2 separate regions of the Mus musculus genome follow, and region 2 is linked to region 1. Evidence: chromatin loops called from intact Hi-C (ENCODE). Cell type or tissue: heart. All regions are shown on one strand. Links, peaks and the distances in the headings refer to the core of each region. The heading gives the core; the rest is flanking DNA.

Region 1 (9,602 bases), core at 1,057-9,056:
ACAGATGTCCCACAACTAAAAGAAAAATGGATAAGAATACAGATGTCCCACAACTTAAAAAGATGGATAAGAATAATGGGGTACACCTACACAATGAAATCCTATTCAGCTATTAATCATGAAATGCAAGCAGGGCTGGAAAGATGGCTCAGTGGTTAAGAGCACTGACTGTTCTTCCATAGGTCCTGAGTTCAAATCCCAGCAACTACATGTTAGGTCACAGTCACCCTTAATGAGATCTGACACCCTCTTCTGGTTCTTCTGAAGTCAGATACAGTGTACTTACCTATAATAATAAATAAGTCTTTGAGCCTGAGTGAGCAAGGACTGAGAGAGCAGAGTTGACCAAAGTGAGCGGGGGCCAACCTGAGTGAGCAGGGCCAACCAGAGCAAGCAGAGGTCCTAAAATTCAATTCCAACAACCACATGAAGGCTCACAACCATCTGTACAGCTACAGTATACTCACATACATACATACATACATACATACATACATACATACATACAATAAATCTTTTTAAAAAGAAGAAAAGAAAAAAATTGCAGGCAAATGGATGAAACTTGAGAATATCATTCTGAGTGAAATAACCCAGACTCATAAAGACATATATGATATATACTTACTTACATGTGGATATTATCCGTAAAGTGCAGGATAACCATGCTACAATCCACAGACCCAAAGAAAATGGGTAATAAGGAGGACCCAAGGAAGGATGCATAAATATCACTCAGAAGGGGGAACAAAATAGCCATCTGAGGTGGATGAAGAAAGGGAACAGGGTTAGAAAGAAGGTGAAGAGAGGAATGGGGATGGTGAAAAGTTGTGTGGGCGTGGGAGAGTGCTGAGAGTGAGAATAGAAATTGGTAGGGGATATCTCTGGAACTAGCTGGAGGCCTGGAGCAGGGGAGGATATGGGGAGTGTATGGGAATGACCCTAGCTGCGATTCCTATCAGCAGGGGATCTAGAGACTAAAGTGGCCATCTCCTGTAGACACAGAGGACTTCCAGTGAAGGGGGAGGCATCAACCCATCCACAAAACCTTCAACCAAAATGTGTCTGGCCTACAAGATTCACAGGGATTAGGATGGAGCAGAGATTGAGTGAATAGCCAACCAATGACTGGTCCAACTTGAGACCCACCCCATGGGAGAGAGCCAGTCCCTGACACTATTAATGATACTATGTTATACTTGTAGACAGGAGCCTAGCATACTTTCCTCTGAGAGGCTTCATCCAGTAGCTAATGGAAACAGATGCAAAGACACACAGCCAAACATCAGGCAGAGCTCAGGAGTTTTGAGGAAGAATGGGAGATAGAATTGAGGGAGCCAGTAGGGTCAAGGACACCACAAGAAGGCCAACAGAGTCAACTAACCTGGACCTCTGGGAGCTCACAGAGACTGATCCATCAACCAAAGAGCATTACACATTTGTAGTAGATGTGCAACTTGATCTTCCTGTGGGTCCCCTAAAAATTGAACAGACAGCATGGACATCTCTAACTGCTGCCTGCTGTTAAATTCCCCTTCCCCTACCTGGACTGCCTGGTTGAGCCTCAGTGGAAGAGGATGTGCCTAGTACTGCTGGGGCTAGATGCCGAGGGTGGAGTAGTACCCAAGGGGGGACTCCTATTTATCCAAGGAGAAGAGGACAGGGTATTCAGGGGAGGGATTTGTAAGGGCAGGACTGAGAGAGGGGCTGCAATTGGGATTTAAAGTGAATAAGAACATAAATTATTGGAAGAAAGAAAGCAAAGATCATTTGAAAATGAACTGTAATTTCTTCCCTGAAAAATAAATGAATAAATAAATAAATAAATCTTTAGAAAAGGAAACTGTCTCAAAAAAACCCAAAAATAAATAAGTAAATAAAATCCAAAAAAATAAATAAGTTGAAGAGATAGGTTAGTGTTTAAGGATTCATGCTGTGATTGCAGAATACCTGAGATCAATTCCTAGCATACATGTCAGGCAGCTTATAACAGCCTGTAATTTCCATATCCAGGAAGATCAGATGCCTCTGTCCTCTGAAAACACATGCATACACATACTCATGCAAATAAAAAAAATAATTAAAATTAAGAAAAATTTAAAAAAACTATAAAAACTCATGATGTAGCAGGTGCTCAAACATGAACTAGGGCAATAGCCATAATGAAAGATAATTAGTCTCATGGAACTTATAGTCTCATAGAGAAGACAGACACCAAATAAAAATAATACTATGTGATATATTAGCTGGTGATCAAAACTAATGCTAAAGCAAGGATTGAGTTAAATGATGTAGCAGCAGTCACAAGCTCAGGTAAGGGAAAGCAAAAACCACCTTGTTGAGAAGGCAACAATCGAGTAGCACATGAAAGAACTGGAGAAGTATTCAGATAAAGGATTGAACAAGGGCAAACCTTGTTCAACATATAGGAGATTGTGTGCTATATAAGAACAAGAACATCTTTTATAGAAAGATCACTAACGAGGGGTAGTAAGGATTAGGTCAGAAAAGTGAAGTTGGTTATCTTTGGATGGAAGCCCCTGGAAGGCTTGAAGATTTCTTTTCCTTTTCAGATAGGTCTCCTGTGTCCCAAAATGGCTTTGAACTTGCTGTATAGCCAAGGATGGTCTTCCATTCTTATTCATCTTCCCACCTTCACCTCCAAAGTGCTGAAGTTACAAACACACACCCAATTTTTGTAGTGATGGAGAATAAAGTCAGAGTTTGTGCATGCTACTCAATCTATTAACTGAGCTATATCCTCTACCCCAGAGCATTTTCCTTTTCTTTTTTTAAAATTTTAAATGTTTTTGTAGACAGAGTCTTGCTATGTAGCTCTACTAAGCTGAAAGCTGCAGTTTAGGCCAAGCAACCCTCAGACTGTGGCAATAGCCCTGCTTCCTGCCTCTTTCCTGAGAAGGAGGAAGCTGGAGGAGAGAAAGGGAGCTAGGGAATGTCAAAAATACATCAGAGCCTGTAAGGTTTCAAGGATCAAAAGCAAGTAAGCACTATTAGAAAGGGTATGTGGGGACTAAATCACAAGCAGATCTAAGTGTCTGCCTAGATTTAGGATGGCTTTACACAATAGGTGCAAGAGAGCTAGAAACACATTAAGACTAACAGTTGCCTCTCACGGCCCCAGCACCACATTCATTTTGATAGAGCTTCCTGATTAAGATTGAAACTAAATTTCTCAATTAGAGACCCAAGGCAGAAAAAACAAACATTCAAATAAAAACCAAGGTGTTAAAATAATCTAGTTCTCCATACCAGAGATATCAAACTAGGACAGAATTGAAAGAGTTGAGATCTGTTCCCTCAGCAATCAAATTCACTGCCAAGAGCATGAGCTTAATATCCAATTACCAAGTCTAGTCTCACTCTGTAGTCCAGGCTAGCCTGGAATTCACAGACTTCTTGACTCACCCTCCTAAGTACAATGGAATTACAAACATAAGTTACCTCAATGAGTTTATTGTCCTTGAAAGAAAGATAAAAACAGTTCTACCTCCAGGCTTCTGAGTACAGTAGTCCACACCTGTAATCCTAGAATTTGGGAGCCTTAGGCAGAAAGACCAGGGAATCAAGGTTATCTTTGGATACCATAGCATACAGGACTACTTGAAAGCCTACCTCAAAAACCAAAATGGGAGCATGTTTGTTAGAATTTTTGTTTTGTATTAATTTTTTCAAGGGGGGGGGTTTCTCTGTATAACAGTCCTGGCTGACCTGGAACCTGCTCTATATAGACCAGGCTGGCCTCAAAGTCTCAGAGATCCACCTGCCTCTGCTTCCCAAGTGCTGGAATTAAAAGTATACGCCACCATTCCTGCCATCCTTCCTCCCATACTGCCCCCAACACACACACAAATAAACATGAGGCTACTGAGATAGCTCAGTGGGAAGGAGTAACTGCTGCTAAGCCTGATTTCCTGAGTTCAGTTCCTTGGACCCACACGTTAGAAGACAAGAAGTGACTTCCATAAGCTGCCCTCTGATCTGCACATGTTCCTGTTCACACATGCATACCTAAAACTAATGAAATTGAAAATGGGTAAATAAATAAATAAATATTGAGGGAGTAAGACTATCTGACCTCCACTGACCTCCACTGACCTCCACAATTCTTGCCAGAATACTTCAGGTTCTTGGAATCGGGGCACTCACTATATTCACCCACTTCTGATTCTCTGGGTCAACAACTGCTGTTCCTCCCCTCCCCTCCCCTCCCCTCCCCTCCCCTCTCCTCTCCTCTCCTCTCCTCTCCTCTGTTGTGCCCACATCTGAGATAGTTTAAGAATTGTTTTTCTAGTGGCCACTGGGAGCTTAGGAAAAAGTACAGGGACAGACCTCAGTTACTCAGTTCAATGAATATTCTGGCATCCCAAGCTGAATGGGGGTGGGGCAGACCCACCTTCTGGGATATTTTGAAAGCTTCCAAAAATAGCCTCAAGGCCTCAGTCAGAGTGTTCTGGGCCAGGACACAGACTGAATGTTGGAACTCACACTCTGCCAAGTTCCCACCCAGGCTCCCATCCCATGACTGAGCAAACCAGTTTTCCCTCGATTTTCTTTAATTGTCTTCTAGAGAGCCACACCCAAGCCTGAAACATCCAAATTTAGCTCCAAGTCTCATCCTTAGCTTCTCTGCAGAGAGAACAGCTTACCTTAAAAAAAAGTACAAGAAAATTAAATTAAAATATTTGCTTTGTTTTGAGACTTGGTCTTTTGCAGCTCAGGGTAGACTCAGATTCATTATGGGGCTGGGAATGGCCTTGAATATCCCATCTCCACCTTTAGTGACTGGAATTGCAGGTCACCAAGCCCATGTTTAGTTCCTCTGTCTTTTTTTTTTCTTTCTATGTGTGTGCATGTAGAAGGGGGTTATGATTGCACTTGGAGGCCAGAGTTCAAGCTCAGGTATTATTTTTCAGCTGTCCCCTACCTTATTTTTCAGAAACAATCTCTCAGTTAACAAAATTAGTTCAGTGCCTGTCAGCTCCGGGAATCTTTCTGTATCTGCCCACTCTGGCACTGGGAATACACAGACAGATAGCACCACACCAGGTTTTTTATTCCCTAGGTGGGTGCTGGAATCAAACTCAGGCCATTATGCATACATAGCAAGCACTTTACTGAATGAGCTATCTCCATTATCCCAAATTTTTTACTTCTCATGGTCCCAGTACACTTAGTGAAGAGAAAGGAGAGGATGAAACACTCATGAGCACAGAAATCAAGAAATAAATGACAAAGGAATTTGAAAGAGACAAAAAAAGGCAGAGTGGTTGGGAGAAAAACACAATGTATGGTGTCCACAATACCAACATGAAGAAGACAAAGTAAGACGTGGGTATGGTAGGGCATTCCTAGAATCCCAGTATTTGGAAGTCTGAAGCAGGTAGTCTGTTAAGAGCTTGAGGAGGCCACTCTGGGCTACATAGTGAACTCCAGGATAACCTTAGCTAGAAGTTAGACTTTGTCTCCAAAACAAAACTACAGGGCTGATGAGATGGCTTAGCAGGTCCAGGTACTTCGTGTCAAGGCTGACTGATGACTGTCCTTCAGTCATTTGCTCTCACAAAGTGACAGGAGAGTGAAGTGGAAACTTCTAGTTTCTTTGAAAAGTTAGTGATGTCAAATGATGTTTTACTGGGGAGCACAGGTGAAAGGACATCTTGCTTAAAGCAAACATGTGAGAGACTGTTTTCCTAAAGCTGGAGACACAGGTGAAAGGATGTTTGCATATAGCAAACACGTGAAAGGACCCATGATGAAGGAGTATAAATATGACCCCACAGACAGTGGGAGATGAGCATTGAGAATTGGTTTGGTTTGCTCTGTCTCCCTATTCTCTAACCAATACTTGCATGTATTGGTTCCTCTTACATAGCATTGTTGAGCTCAATTTGTGGTAACACTGCCATTGAGAGAAGCTTACCCAAGAACTGCTCTTGAGGTTTCTGCAGCACCTCAGGCCAGTTGGTGAGCCTGGCAGTTTCTTCAGGATTGAACCACAGCTGCCTGGTGTCTGCTTGCTGAAAGGACTGGACTGTAGCTACGGATTGATGCTTGATGTCCGCCTGCCTAGAGGACCAATCTGCAGCTACTGAATGTATTTGTTGTTTGCTTTGGGACTGAACTGATGCCCAAGAAGATCAAGTTCACTTGCAAAGAACTATTGCTGAACAGGTCCACTTCCCTCATATCCTAATAACTTTTCTCTTCCACTACTCTGCTGGGTGGTGGGCTAGAGGAGAGGTTGAACAATTATTAAAAGTAGATTGCAAAAAAAATGTATGCTTACAGGAGAGAACTTACTCCTGAGAGTCACTTTCTAACCTCCACATACATGAATTGCCACCTACACCACAAACACACACACACACATTTAAAATTTTAAAATAAGCTGGAGATCTAGTTTAGTTGGTACAGTGCTTTCCCAATATGCGCAATGCCCTTGATTTAGTTCCACTTCCACATAAGTGGTGCTACCTATGATTCCAGCAATCAGAGAAATAAATGTAGGAGGATTAGATGTTCTAAGTCATCTTCCTCTACCACCTAGCAAGTTCATAATCAGCATGGGCTGCAAAAAAAATTCTATCTTAAAAAATTACAAAAGAAAAAAAAAAGGAAAACTTCAGAGGGAAGAGAAAGGGGTGGGATAGACTCAGAGAGATGGGAGAGCAAGGAGTAGTAGGAAAAAACAAAGAGAGAAGAAAAGGAATCATTGCCCATCCTTAACCCTAGCATCAAGCCAACAGACACAGTAAGAATGCTGTGACTCTTGTAATATCAGCAGTGGAGGTGATGGCTAGAGTATTATGGGTTTGAGGCCCGTTTGTGAATGAAGTCCTAATGTGAACCACAAAGATCCAGTGCTCCAGAGGTGCTGGTAGTTCCAGTCCCCAGATGAAATACTCAAGGTAAACATGGACATGAACCCAAGTAACCCTCATTTTTGCATAATGATGCATAATGCATCAGGCACTCACATCCACTTAATGTATACTACAGATGCATAGACAAAAAGATATAAAAGAAAGTATACAGCTAGTGGAGTATAGTTCAATTGCCTAACACATACAAGTCTTTGAAGTATTTTGGCTTCCTTTTTGATATATGATGTTGCTGTATAGCTCTGTGTTACAGTAACTTCTGTTCACCTGATGTAATTGTTGTCTCCCAGGCTTATTGCCTCTGTCGGTTAACTCTAGCCCCTTCCCCCAATCTTATCTAGACCTAGAATGTTTTCAGTCTCCAAGGCTTACTACTGAATAAGCTCACCCTTTCTTGTTCTTTCTGAACTCTGCTGACTGGTTCAACTCAGCTGTTCTGACTCAAACTCCTTCCCAAACTGACTGCTTCAATCTACCTTCTCTCTCTCAGCCTCTGACTAAATTGTTATGCCTAGCCTCAAACTAACTTTAGCAATCTGTTCTGATCTTGTGTCTCCTTCTCATTCTCCGGCTTGCTCTGTCATCACCTGTGTCTAGCTTGTTCTCTTCAACCTGTCTCTGTAAATCTCTCCCGGTAAAACTTCTTCCTTCCTCTCTCCCTCTGCACTGCTAGCTCTTGGGTTGACTGTCCTTCCTCTCTGTTCTCATGAGAGTTGGACATATCCTATTCTGCCAAATCTTCACTTTGCCTCTCAATTAGATATCACTTTCAAAACTATTGTGCTCTTGGGCTGGAGAGATGGCTCAGCGGGTAAGAGCACTGACTACTTTTCCAGAGGTCCTGAGTTCATTTCCCAGCAACCACATGGTGGCTCACAACCATCTATAATGGGATTGTTTGCCCTCTTCTGGTGTGTCTGAAGACAGCTACAGTATATTCACATATTTAAAATAACTAACTTTTCCTTTATTGTTTGGAATTAAAGGTATATAGTAAGGGCATGTCTGTATTTCATCCAGAGAGATTAAAGGTGTATGCTAAGAATTTGATTAAGATCCCTCTACAGCTCTGACTATCCATGTACTTACTATGTGTCCCAGACTGGTTCCAAACTTAGAGCAGCCTTCCTGCCTCCGCCTTCTCAGTACTGAGATTGCAGGTGTGCATCATTATCACCATTTCTGACTTGTTTTGTTTTGTGATGTTGGTGTTCAAATCCAAAACCTTAAATAGGTGTGGTCATAGTGAAGGTCTATAAACACAGCACTCAGGAAGTTGAAGCAGTATTACCATGAGTTCATGGTCACCCTGGAGTACACACTGCCAGACCAATCCGATCTTCAGTGTGAGTGTTATGAAATATAATATGGTCAGGGGTTACCTGGCAGGCTCATGCCTAGGATCCCCCTGAGAAATTACACCATGCAGCAAATCTGGTATAAAGGGAGAAGGGAGAGGAGTGAGGAACTGGGAAGGGGTAGAGGCAGATCAGTGAATGAGTAGACAAGCAGACAAGCAGACAGGCAGGAGCAGAGACATGAGGGCAAGAAGTGGGGAACAGAAAAGGACAGAAGGTGAAAGACAGACTGACTGGCTTGGAACACATGGGAACAGAGAGAGTGCTGGGACCGTAGGAAGTCCTTTTACAGGCAGCCCACACCCAGTACGCCTGCTGGTTGAGGCAAGTGATGACTTAAGCTATTGCTAAGTCCCTGGGAGGAACCCAGTGGTATTTACTGTTAGCATGGACTGTTGACAATGTATTTATCACAAAAATAATCAAAGAAGAAAGCCATTAATGTGAGAGAAAGTTGTGGATGCATAGGAAGGACTAGAGAGAGGAGACATAGGAAAGGTTGAGTAAAGCAAGGGGAAAGTAGAAGTGATACAATTAGATTAAAATGAAAATTAAAGTGTAAATTAAATATTAAAAATGAAGACTAGAGTGTCTATAATCCTGGCACTCAGAAGGCTATGACAAATGACAAATTCAAGGGAAGCCTGGGCTACATAGGTTAACTCTGTTTCAAAACCCCAAAGTTTGGAGAGATGATGGCTCACAGGGTACAGGTTCAAACCTATATAATAGAGAGAGAGAGAGAGAGAGAGAGAGAGAGAGAGAGAGAGAGAGAGAGAGAGAACAGACTCTGAAATTTTGTCTTTGGATCTCTCTCTCTCTCTCACACACACACACACACAGAGAGAGAGAGAGAGAGAGAGAGAGAGAGAGAGAGAGAGAGAGTAATATCAACAATAACAGATACGCTTGGGGCTTTGGTGATGGTTTACAGAGGATTAGGAAATTATGTAAATATTCCTAGACTATAAGAAACATTGTAACAGAAGTTTTTGGAAAAGGAATGTAAGTGTTCTACCAGAGACCCAGGAAGGAGCTCACACCTTTCCAGCAGAATTTGAAGAAAAGCCTGAAGGATGAGGAATGCTGCTGAAACCTCTACCCTGACCAAGGATCTGAGGGATTTTATGGCTCCAGTAACATGCTAAGTCTTTGTTTGATTACTTATTGCTTATTCCCGAATGTGGTCTGGCTTCTTCCTATATTTAACTCTTCAACCTATAGACATTGTAAACTTCTTCTGGCTACCATGCCCAATAAATAACTTTTTGCCTGAAATATGTCCACATCGGCCTTCTCTTGCTAAACTGACTTATTATTCATGGCTCTTCTAAGGATGACCACT
Region 2 (9,602 bases), core at 803-8,802, 78 kb before region 1:
TCCAGGGGGCTGATAATGGGAGGAAGACAGTTATAATTGGAGCAGAGGAGCAAGAGGAAGTACAGGCCTTACTAGAGCAACCCCAGAACTCCAATCTCTTCCTCAGGCAGAGAGTAATCACCAGAGTCACTCAAATAACCTTCAGCCAGCATTTCCTGCGGCAGGGCCTGGACTATCTTGATTCTTAGGGGAACAGAGAAGCCTCAAGCACTTCTTTTCCCTAAGAAGAAAGCAAGCACTGCCTTGATCTTCTATCCCCGGAGGTGGAGAACCCCTTCACCCGGCCTCTTGCCCCCAACATATATACACACACATCAACTTTCCCACAACTCATTCGTCTTTGTCCTTAATGATTTGGAAACAGCACCTGGCATGATTATCCCCTTCCCTCCCTTTTGACCTCTATTTCCAGACCTTTCCAGACCTGCCTGGGCTTCACTTTTCCTATGTCTGTGTCTGTTCTCTGTACTTTCTACAGAAGAAAACCGCAGCAATCCTGACCCACACCCATACCTTCATGACTCAACATTAGTTCTCCAGCCACTCCAGCTGCTCGAAAAGACACAGGAGACAAGAGTCTCTTTCATTTGTTTTGGCTCAGCCCTGCCCTCTAAAAATTCCAAGAAGCATTTCAACTGACAGAGTACACTAGAGACTTGAGTGCTACTCTTTCAGTTACCATGTTTGAGGTACTGAACCTTCTCAGCAATGAGGATACAGCCACCTTATCAGCAAGAAACTACTCGTGTTTGTGTGTGTGTGTGTGTTGAATTAATTATGGTCTCACTGTCAAAAGCAGCTTATCAGTCAAAACATACCCTAGAAACAAACAATGCCCAACCCCAGGTCGGATCTTCCTTCAGGCACATAGGTTGCCCCACGATGTCCTTAATATGGTTATCCAGAAACGATAAGCAGTGTGAATTCCCAAACCCTTAAACCTGAAAGGACCTCAGTGAGCATTTGACTCAAATTCACCAGTTCACAGATAGGAAAACTGAGGGATGAGAAAGAGAGGCACTGTCCCAGGGTCACACAGCTACTAGGAAGTTTGAGAACAGGGATTAAAACCTGGGCGCTTGGGCTATGAGAGTGGCTCAGTGCTCCAACACCACAAATAATATCTAGTTTTTAAAAACTAGCTCTTGATTCCATAGCACATTTACTATGCCCTCATGCCACCCTAGATAGTAGAAGTAGTTAGTAGACCCTTTATACATGCTACTTTGAATCTGGAGATACTATGTGAAGGAGGCTGGCTGTACCAGTAGGTTTCAATTAAAAACACAAAAGTGACACTATTTGGAAGTCTAGTTTTCAACAGGGCATAGATCTAACTTTCATGCTGAGATAACCACTACCACCCATTCTAGGGAGACACAATATTTCATAACAACATGGAAGCAAAGACATAAAGAATAAAAGGAATGGGTCCATACCTAGGTAGCCAAGAATAACAATTCCCATAAAACTTTGAAGGTGCTGAAATGAAAAGGAAGTAAGCCCATCATTAATAAAATAAGCATCCAAATGTGAGAAACTGTTATTTGGAGCCACACCCAGCTGGGCTTCACTCTCTCCAGTCAGCTTCCTGCTTGACCCAGGCTCCTGCCAGCAAGTTCCACAGGAAGTTATTTGTAGACTGGAGACAGAGCATTTTTGGCAGCCTGAAGACGCAGGCTCTGCCCAGGGCACCAGAAGAGGGCTCTATTCCCCCTGCTTAGGAGCACAACACATCAACCTTCGATGTCATGTCTGTCTCTGAAGAACAATGCAGTTGATCCAGGCACCAGCTGAGGTCTGGGTGTTAAAACTGCTAAAGCCAGGATCAGTAAACTATTCAGGGGCCAGGAGAAGGCTTACAGGCCTCATCAAAAAGAACTGCTTTCAACCCCAGGGCTAGGCTAAGGTTGACTTCTATCTACTTCGGTATGAAAGTAGTTGTTTAATAGTAGTTAAAGATGATCTTTAACTCCTAATTTTCCTGCCCTTCACACCCCTGATGCTGGAATTACATACATGCACCACAAAGCCTGGCACAGCATTTTTAAATGTTCTCTCTCTTAGGAGAGATGAGAAATTTTCCTCAAAAAAAAAAAAAAAACAGAATCATAAAGGATGAGTGAACACAGCAGAGCAGTTACAGTGTTTTATTCTCTTCAAAGGCTGTCATGTCTTCCTTCCTTGTTCTGAACTCTGCCTGACTATTTTTTCCTGCAGTCTTTTATTACTAACCCTTACCACTCAGTAAAACTTACCAAGACTCCCAAATTCTCACAGCTGGTATCACAAAGATCATACAATAGGCCTCAAAATGACTCAATACAATCTATCACCTGAGGTAAATTTTTAGAAGAGTCCCTTGCCGATCCACACAGATTCTGGCTTCTTGGGTCAGAAGGGGACTGGCCATCAGAAAGTAAGAACTACTTTTCAAGGCCCTTCCGAGTTTGTAAACCTCATGATGATAAAATGGCTTGGAAACTATCTGATTGAGGGAAACACAGAAAGCACAGGTTAACTAGAAGACATTGAGCAAGTGGTTTAGGAAAAGCTCTCCAAGATTAAACATATAACCCACATCCACCACAGAGATCAAGGATGCCATAGTCTTTCTATAGCCACTACATCCCTCTATTTTCTAGTATCCTTGTTTATAAAGTATGATGACAATAATGCCTATTCTTCCCTACCAAGAAGCACCACTACCTATACCCATAAACTAAAGTAGTATCTCAATAGCAGGGAGAGCATGGAATAATATCCTAAAAACATCAATACAAGATCTAGCTCTACCAACAATGAGCCAAAAGCCCTTAATAAAGTGAGCATAGCAATGCCAGTGTAGCAAACATGTTGTTTGGTACTGATGAGATGGTGCCCTTAACTGATTGCAAACACCATTTCTGACATTAGTCAACAACCCAGATTCCTAGTTGCCAACGCAAGATTACTATAATATATTCTCCAGAGAAGAGGCTTGGGAATCTGTATTTCAACAAATACCCTGAGATACTCACTACCTGAGCTTAAAGAAACATACTCTGGCACAGATGCTGGTGACATCAGAGCACAGGATCAGTAACCTAGATGTCCAAGATGTTTTCTGGCTCGGAAATCTTCATTCAGGGACCTTGAAGATAAGATGTGACAGAACAGGTGCTACAGGCAGGAGGAGGAGATTTTGAAAGCCTAAACAGAAAATTGTGCCAAACCTTTGAGCTATTGTCCAGAGTATTCAACCATCTTTCCATCTAGTTAAGAACCAGACAGTGGGAGGTACAGATAACTCAGCAGCCAAAACATATTGATCAAAATGCTCTAATTTAAGGCCTCTGTCAAGAGTCTTCCTGAGTTCTCTGCCTCATAAGCATTCCACACTTACTCATTCTCAGGGGAATTTTCTGGCAATGAGCAGACCTTAAACACCAACCTCCCCTTCTTGGATTCTCTGAGAACTAAGGGACAAAGAACAAACATCAAAAGTAAAGCAGAGATGCAACTCTTCATGAAAGAAGAAATGGGAGGGTCACTGAGGGAAAAGCAATTTGCTTAGTTAGGCTTTATGGAGACAATTGTAATATCCCAGCACCATACTACAGCAGACTGTTCAAGACTAGTTTGGGCTACATACATTTCTCAGGAGGACAAAAAAGCATCTAATGCAAATTCAGAGGTAAAACTACAGTATGGGTTTTCAAAGCTACCAGTACACTGACTATTATTTGCTCTTCGCAATTTCTTTTAGTTACAAGTTATTTTGACAGTTATCATTTAACTTTATCCAAGTAATCTAGTGGCCTCTAGCCATAAGCTCTCACATAGGGTGCTATAGCTCACCAGACAGCTTGGCCAGTTTGAAACCCTCTAGAATAACATGGGGAAATGGAGAGTTCCAGTCTGGTCTCCTAGAATTCTACTCATCTTAGCTCTGCCATAAATTCCTTATAGTATTCTCTGGACCCTTTGTCTCTCGGCCTGAAATACGGGGGTCAAACTAGCTGGCTTCCGAAGGTGTTTTCAGAGGGTCCATCTATCCTCATTGAAAAGAGGAGCTAAAGTGAGTAAATCCCCTTTTTAATATGCCTGCATATTCCTTCAGCCTCGGGTCATTCCGAGCTGAACCCTTTAGGCAGTTAAGTGCCGGGTGACTGACAGCTGGGGGAGGGGGGCGGGCAGACAAGCAGGAAGGCGGCAGCCCCACCCTCCTTTGAACAGGAAGCTAGCTACATCCTCTTTTCCCCACCCTCAGCAGTACATCTCCAGACATACCAAGCAGAAGCTGTGGGGGCAGGGGGAAGATGAGGCCTAAAAAGAAACTAAACATGCAAATCACCCCCAATGTACTAAGGAGCCATCTGAGGGTCGGAAATGAACTAGGGCCATGAGAAAGAGCAGGGAGGCATCCCCAATGTCTACTAGGGCTAAGCTATTCAACCTCACCTTGCTAGCCTGACAGGAACAATTAGGAATGGGCTAGTACAGTTAGCAGACCTGGCCGATCCACTGAACTGCAGGCCAAACATCAGGACCTCATATACACAGGTGTTTCACCAGTATATTTTTCTTGGGTTAAGAATGCAGCCATGTCATAGGTAGGAGTAAGGTATACACATGAGTGAACATTTGTGAATGAGTATAGGGGCTTTTAATGAATCTCAAAGTATCTCAAAGCCAAGGAAGCCCACATCAACCTTCGTGGCTACATGCCAGCCCACTTTCCAGGGCCATCCCCTACACCCTGTGACTGGGCCCCAGCCCTCCCCACATCCTGTTCTCAGAGAACACGTGGCTGCCTAGGGAAAGATAATGTCATTACCACACTTCCCCTCGGTGGAGGAGGATCTGATTGACTGGAGAGGGAGCCAGAGTTCTCTGCCTCAACAGGCTAAATAATCTGAAGTAAATCTCCGAGTTTCACAGAGGGACGGACAGGAAGAGTGACTAGATAATCTTGAGATCACCTGATACAGTGAAGGATACATACCTAAAGACAGAGGATGACAGATCACATTGCTTCCAGAATAAATAAATAAATAAATAAATAAATAAATTTATTTTATGGGGTAAAAGGCCAACTTCTTTTACATTTCAAGATTGTAAGACAATGCCAGTGGAAGGACAATGCCAGTGTCCTTCCTTGATCAGTGAACCAGAAGATACAAAAACACAGGAAAATTGTGTTTTCAAAAGTGTCACACAAGTCTCATACAGTAATCCTAAATACCAACACTGGCATTTCTGCTATGACAGCAGTGAGTTAATGGGCCTAGAGTGGCATTACCCAACTTAGGAAAAGAAAATGACTTCCAATCTGTAAGAGCAGCAACCAAACAAATTTAGAGTTGTGAAGGAGTGCCACAGCCCTACTCACTGCTAATGTCTTCACTTCTCGCTAATCAGCTCGTTCCCTGGCTCCCCTCTGTTTTCCCTTCCTAGCCTATAAATATAGTGAAGAATGTGGCTGAACATTCCATGTTTAGGGAGGTCCTCCCAGCTGATCCAAGGTCAGAAGTCAGAAGTCAGATGTCAACCTTCAGTGATGCCTGACTGAACGCACCATTCTTCAGTGCAACAGGAGCCTCACTGGGCTTCTAAGAGGAATTCCAGCTTCCCGTGCCTAAACAGGTTGTTCCTAACTCTCAGACAACCTGCTCGTACCCACACCTCATCTTGCAGCTCAGCTCAACTCTTGGCTGCATAAAGTTAATCACATAGGCCTGGAGAAAAGGAAGAGTCTCAAAAATCCTCCAGCAGAGTGTCATACTACCTTGGAAAGCCAGGATTACTTTTGGAAAAGGACTTAGGTCAAACATAAAGGGTGGGTGGAAGCTTGTTAGACAATACAGAACATCCAACTTACTAGTTTTGGTCAATCCATAGCTTGAGATAACCTTTCTAAAATTGTGTTGTTGTTATGCCCTCTAAACTTACAAGCTCATCCACCAATTCACTGAAGCCAGTGAAAACTTTTCAGCCTACGCAACAATATCAACATTTTTAGCACCCCACCCACCACATATCAATATCTTCACACTGAAGCACTAAAGTGAATGCACAAAACACACTCAGCTAAATTTACAATATAAATATATTGATATATTTAGTTCTCCGTGTAGAACAAGAACATTCTTCTCCATCATCTTAACTTTCATCTAGTGTTTTCAGAGCCAAACAGAAAACAGGTCCACCAGACTCTCCAGAAATAACCAACAGTTTCTCAAATGGCCTAAGCAACAAATATCATCGTGTAATTTTTAGGAAGCAGAAGAAGCCCTGACTGAGTGAAGTCTTGAGTGTGCTGTTGACATGGGCACCAACTCAGACTCGTGCAGGAATGATAAAGCCTTCCCTGCAGGATGAGGCTCAGAGCAAAAGTACAAAACCTGCTCTCTGGGGAACTGAGTGCAAGTGTTGACAGTTTGAACAAACATCCACCATAGCACCGCCAACCCCACATTCATGGCCTGAAGATCACTCCCCTACAGAGGCCGCTCCCGCTGAGACTAGCTAAACCAGAAGCCTTGATCCAGTTGTATGCCATAAACCCTGACTCCCTGTTCATGTGTATGTAACAACCCTGCCTCAACCATCTTCAGCTGGATGCAGTAATACCACCTTTCTATTCAAATCTATATAATACATACACTGAGCTTCCAGAGTGCTGTCATTTCTCCAGCAGAGATCCCAAACCAACAGACCCCAACTATTTCTGTATCTCTGCGTATTTGTCTTTTCTTCATTTCCTGGCTGCCCTAGTCAGGTCTGTCCCTGGAGGCCATAAAGAGACATGGCATACAATCAAATACAACTCTATACATCTATCTATAACTCTAACAGACTTGGATAATCAACTAAGGCTACCTCTCAATCTACTATGAACATTTTAAAAAGGAACCACACATAATAGTGTGTGTGTGTGTGTGTGTGTGTGTGTGTGTGAACATGTGCATGTACATGTGCATGTGCATGCACATGCATGATAGAGGGTGCAGAACGCTCAAGTTCAGAAAGTACAAGGTACTTTTCACCACACCTTACTGAAAGAAATTTTTGTTGGATGGAGATAATATGTAGATTAGTGAATGGGGAAACTGTCCTTCTACGTAGTAAGGGCAGAGGTAAAAATAATCAAAAGCAATGGAGAAAACAAAAAGAATCCAAACAATGGAGAGCAAGATGAAAATACAAGGGAGATTTCTAGATAAGGAAACTATCTAGACAGATAACTTTTTACAATGTGTACATAAGTCTCTCTCTCTCTGTCACTCTCGCTCTGTCTCTTTCTCTCTTTCTCTCTCTGTCTCTCTCTTTCTGTCTCTCTTTCTCTGTGTGTGTGTGTGTGTGTGTGTGTGTGTGTGTGTGTGTGTGTGTGCGCGCGCACCCAAGTGCAGGAATCTGCCAAACCATGCAAGGGCAACCTTTGAGAGTCAGTTTTCTCCTTCTACCATGTGGGTTCTGGGGATCAAAATCAAGTCATGAGGCTTGGCAACCAGCGCCTTTATCTCCCTGACCCATCTAAGCACATTTCTAAAAAGCTAAGGAGTTCTGAAGGATGAAAGATAAAGCTATCACACAAAATAAATGAAGGGGGTGGGGTACTTAAAATGTTATGCAGAAACCAAAACGAGGAGCCAGGACAAAGAAAAACAATTCATGTCTTCCAAATGTCACAAAGATACATATAATAAATGAAAACCTTACAAAGGGCATCAAGTTAAATGTTAAGGCCTCCGATCCCGTCTCCCAGACCTTGGCAGAATTTATCAGAAGAGAATAAATTAGACCTTCTCACCATGTTGGTTTTCTATGCCAATTTATCAGATGTAGGAGCGAGGTGTGTCACAGGCAGAAAAGGAAATAGTAAAGAAAAACCTGACAAATTGGATGAATGTACAAGACAGAGAGGAAGCTCTACTGCTTTACTAAGATACCAGTGTAGCCTAACACCTACAGATCTCACAGGAACTAAGTCATCAAAGTTAAGGAGCTACTACAATATACCTCTTACAGAGAATCTATTTTCTTATGGATAGATCGAGAGGGGCAATCATGACAAAATGCTCAACCCTCACCCAATTCACCCCCAACCACACAGAGAAAAAAGGAAATGAAATCTACCGACACAGAAAGGACCTGGGTGTGGGCCCCAGCCAAGGCTGCCTGACCTTCTTCAGAAGAGCAAGGATTCACTGATTTCACAAACTATTTTTGGCCTCTTGTGTAAGGGTTCCTCTAATCATCGTCTCTTATGCACATTCTCTATCTCCCTCATACCATAACCACCCATTCTAGCCTGGATCTCACATACTTCTTTCCCCCAACTCCTTCAACCTGAGACTTTAAGTTTATACATGAGGTTCCTCTTCACAAAACAATAAATACCCACAGATTCTCAATCTGTCCACCCATCTACCCAAAAAGTAGTAGTGGAGGACCTAAAGAGAGGTGTGTCTCCTACAAAACAGATCAGTCATGGTCATCACTAGCTCAAATGTCAGTTTCCTCATCTATTAAGAGAAAATCAAGCAGAACTACTGCTCTCCAGGGGGACACACCTACAACTTCCAGGCAGAGGGGCTGGAGAGGTGGCTCAGGGGTTAAGAGTACTCACTGCCAGAGAAAGACCTGAGTTCAGTTCCCAGTACACATCAGATGACTCACAAACATCTATAACTCCAGGTCCAAATCATGAGCATGTGAATCAGTCTGTCTGTCGCTGTCTGTCTGTCTGTCTGTCTGTCTCTCTCTCTCTCTCTCTCTCTCTCTCTCTCTCTCTTCCTCTCTCTTACACACAAATAAATAAAATAGTAAAAAAAACAGTTTTATCTTAAATATTTAGAGGGTAAAATATGATATTTAGGGAAAGATGACATTATTAAGCATGTAGTCATGTATACTCTCATACTCATGTACTTTTCGCATAAATTTCAATGAAGATCCCTACTAATCTGCAACTGGAAAACAGTGTGTGTCAAAGGTTAATGTACTACACCCAAGGACTTACAGCTGTAAGTAATTGTTGAGGGTTAGTCTACAAATGGGTCTACTTCATTTATCTATGGCTACAACTTTCCCTTCCCTCAAATCACCTTAATGCTGACCAGATCCCAAACCCTGATCTTGAAGAAGTGATCGCCATTGTCACTAGAAAATCATTTACATCAACCTCACTCACTCACTACTCACAAATCACATGTCAGTCCTGAAGAGCAGAAGGATCTTTACATATTCCTTGCAACTACTCTGTCCCTGGGGTAGAGGTAGAAGACTTGGAAAAAGAGTAAGGACAAGACTAAGAAGCCTGGATGAGAACTGCTCATTCATTTGTGCCCTGGAGGTAACCATTGGCAGAAATTCCAGTGGTTTTGTCTCCTAGAATTAATAGCATAAAACTAAGTGAGCACCTATAATTCTAGGTCTGTCTGGAAAAGGCAGATAAAGCAGCCAGGAGAAGAGAAGGCATTCCTAAATCAACTCCTGCTACAATTCTCACATTTACAGGGGACTGAGTGACATGGCCTTGGAACCATACTCACTCTACAACAAAATTCCCAAAATAAAGTATGGTATAACTGCTCAAACAGGCATGTACCCAAAGA

The links. Peaks named below come from ENCODE experiments on the same cell type or tissue, not always from the same donor. Only the 100,000 strongest peaks of a DNase experiment are listed, where the experiment ranks them.
Region 2: a loop joins it to region 1, with 5 times the contacts of the local background. A loop is called at or near these places in 2 of 42 quality-filtered maps.

What each region holds. Positions count from the first base shown.
Region 1 is chrX:96,047,848-96,057,449 of GRCm38, reverse strand. No RefSeq gene overlaps it. Among named protein-coding and RNA genes, the nearest start is that of Msn, 43 kb to the left of the region's middle. In heart, for the core only: no CTCF peak of the experiment used is centred there; a DNase peak (open chromatin) is centred at 4,449.
Region 2 is chrX:96,125,528-96,135,129 of GRCm38, reverse strand. All of the region lies in intron 1 of Msn (moesin), which reads right to left. Among named protein-coding and RNA genes, the nearest start is that of Gm30427, 25 kb to the right of the region's middle. In heart, for the core only: CTCF peaks have their summits at 1,690 (motif pointing right) and 4,849; DNase peaks (open chromatin) are centred at 1,659, 4,269 and 4,769; H3K27ac peaks cover 332 bases.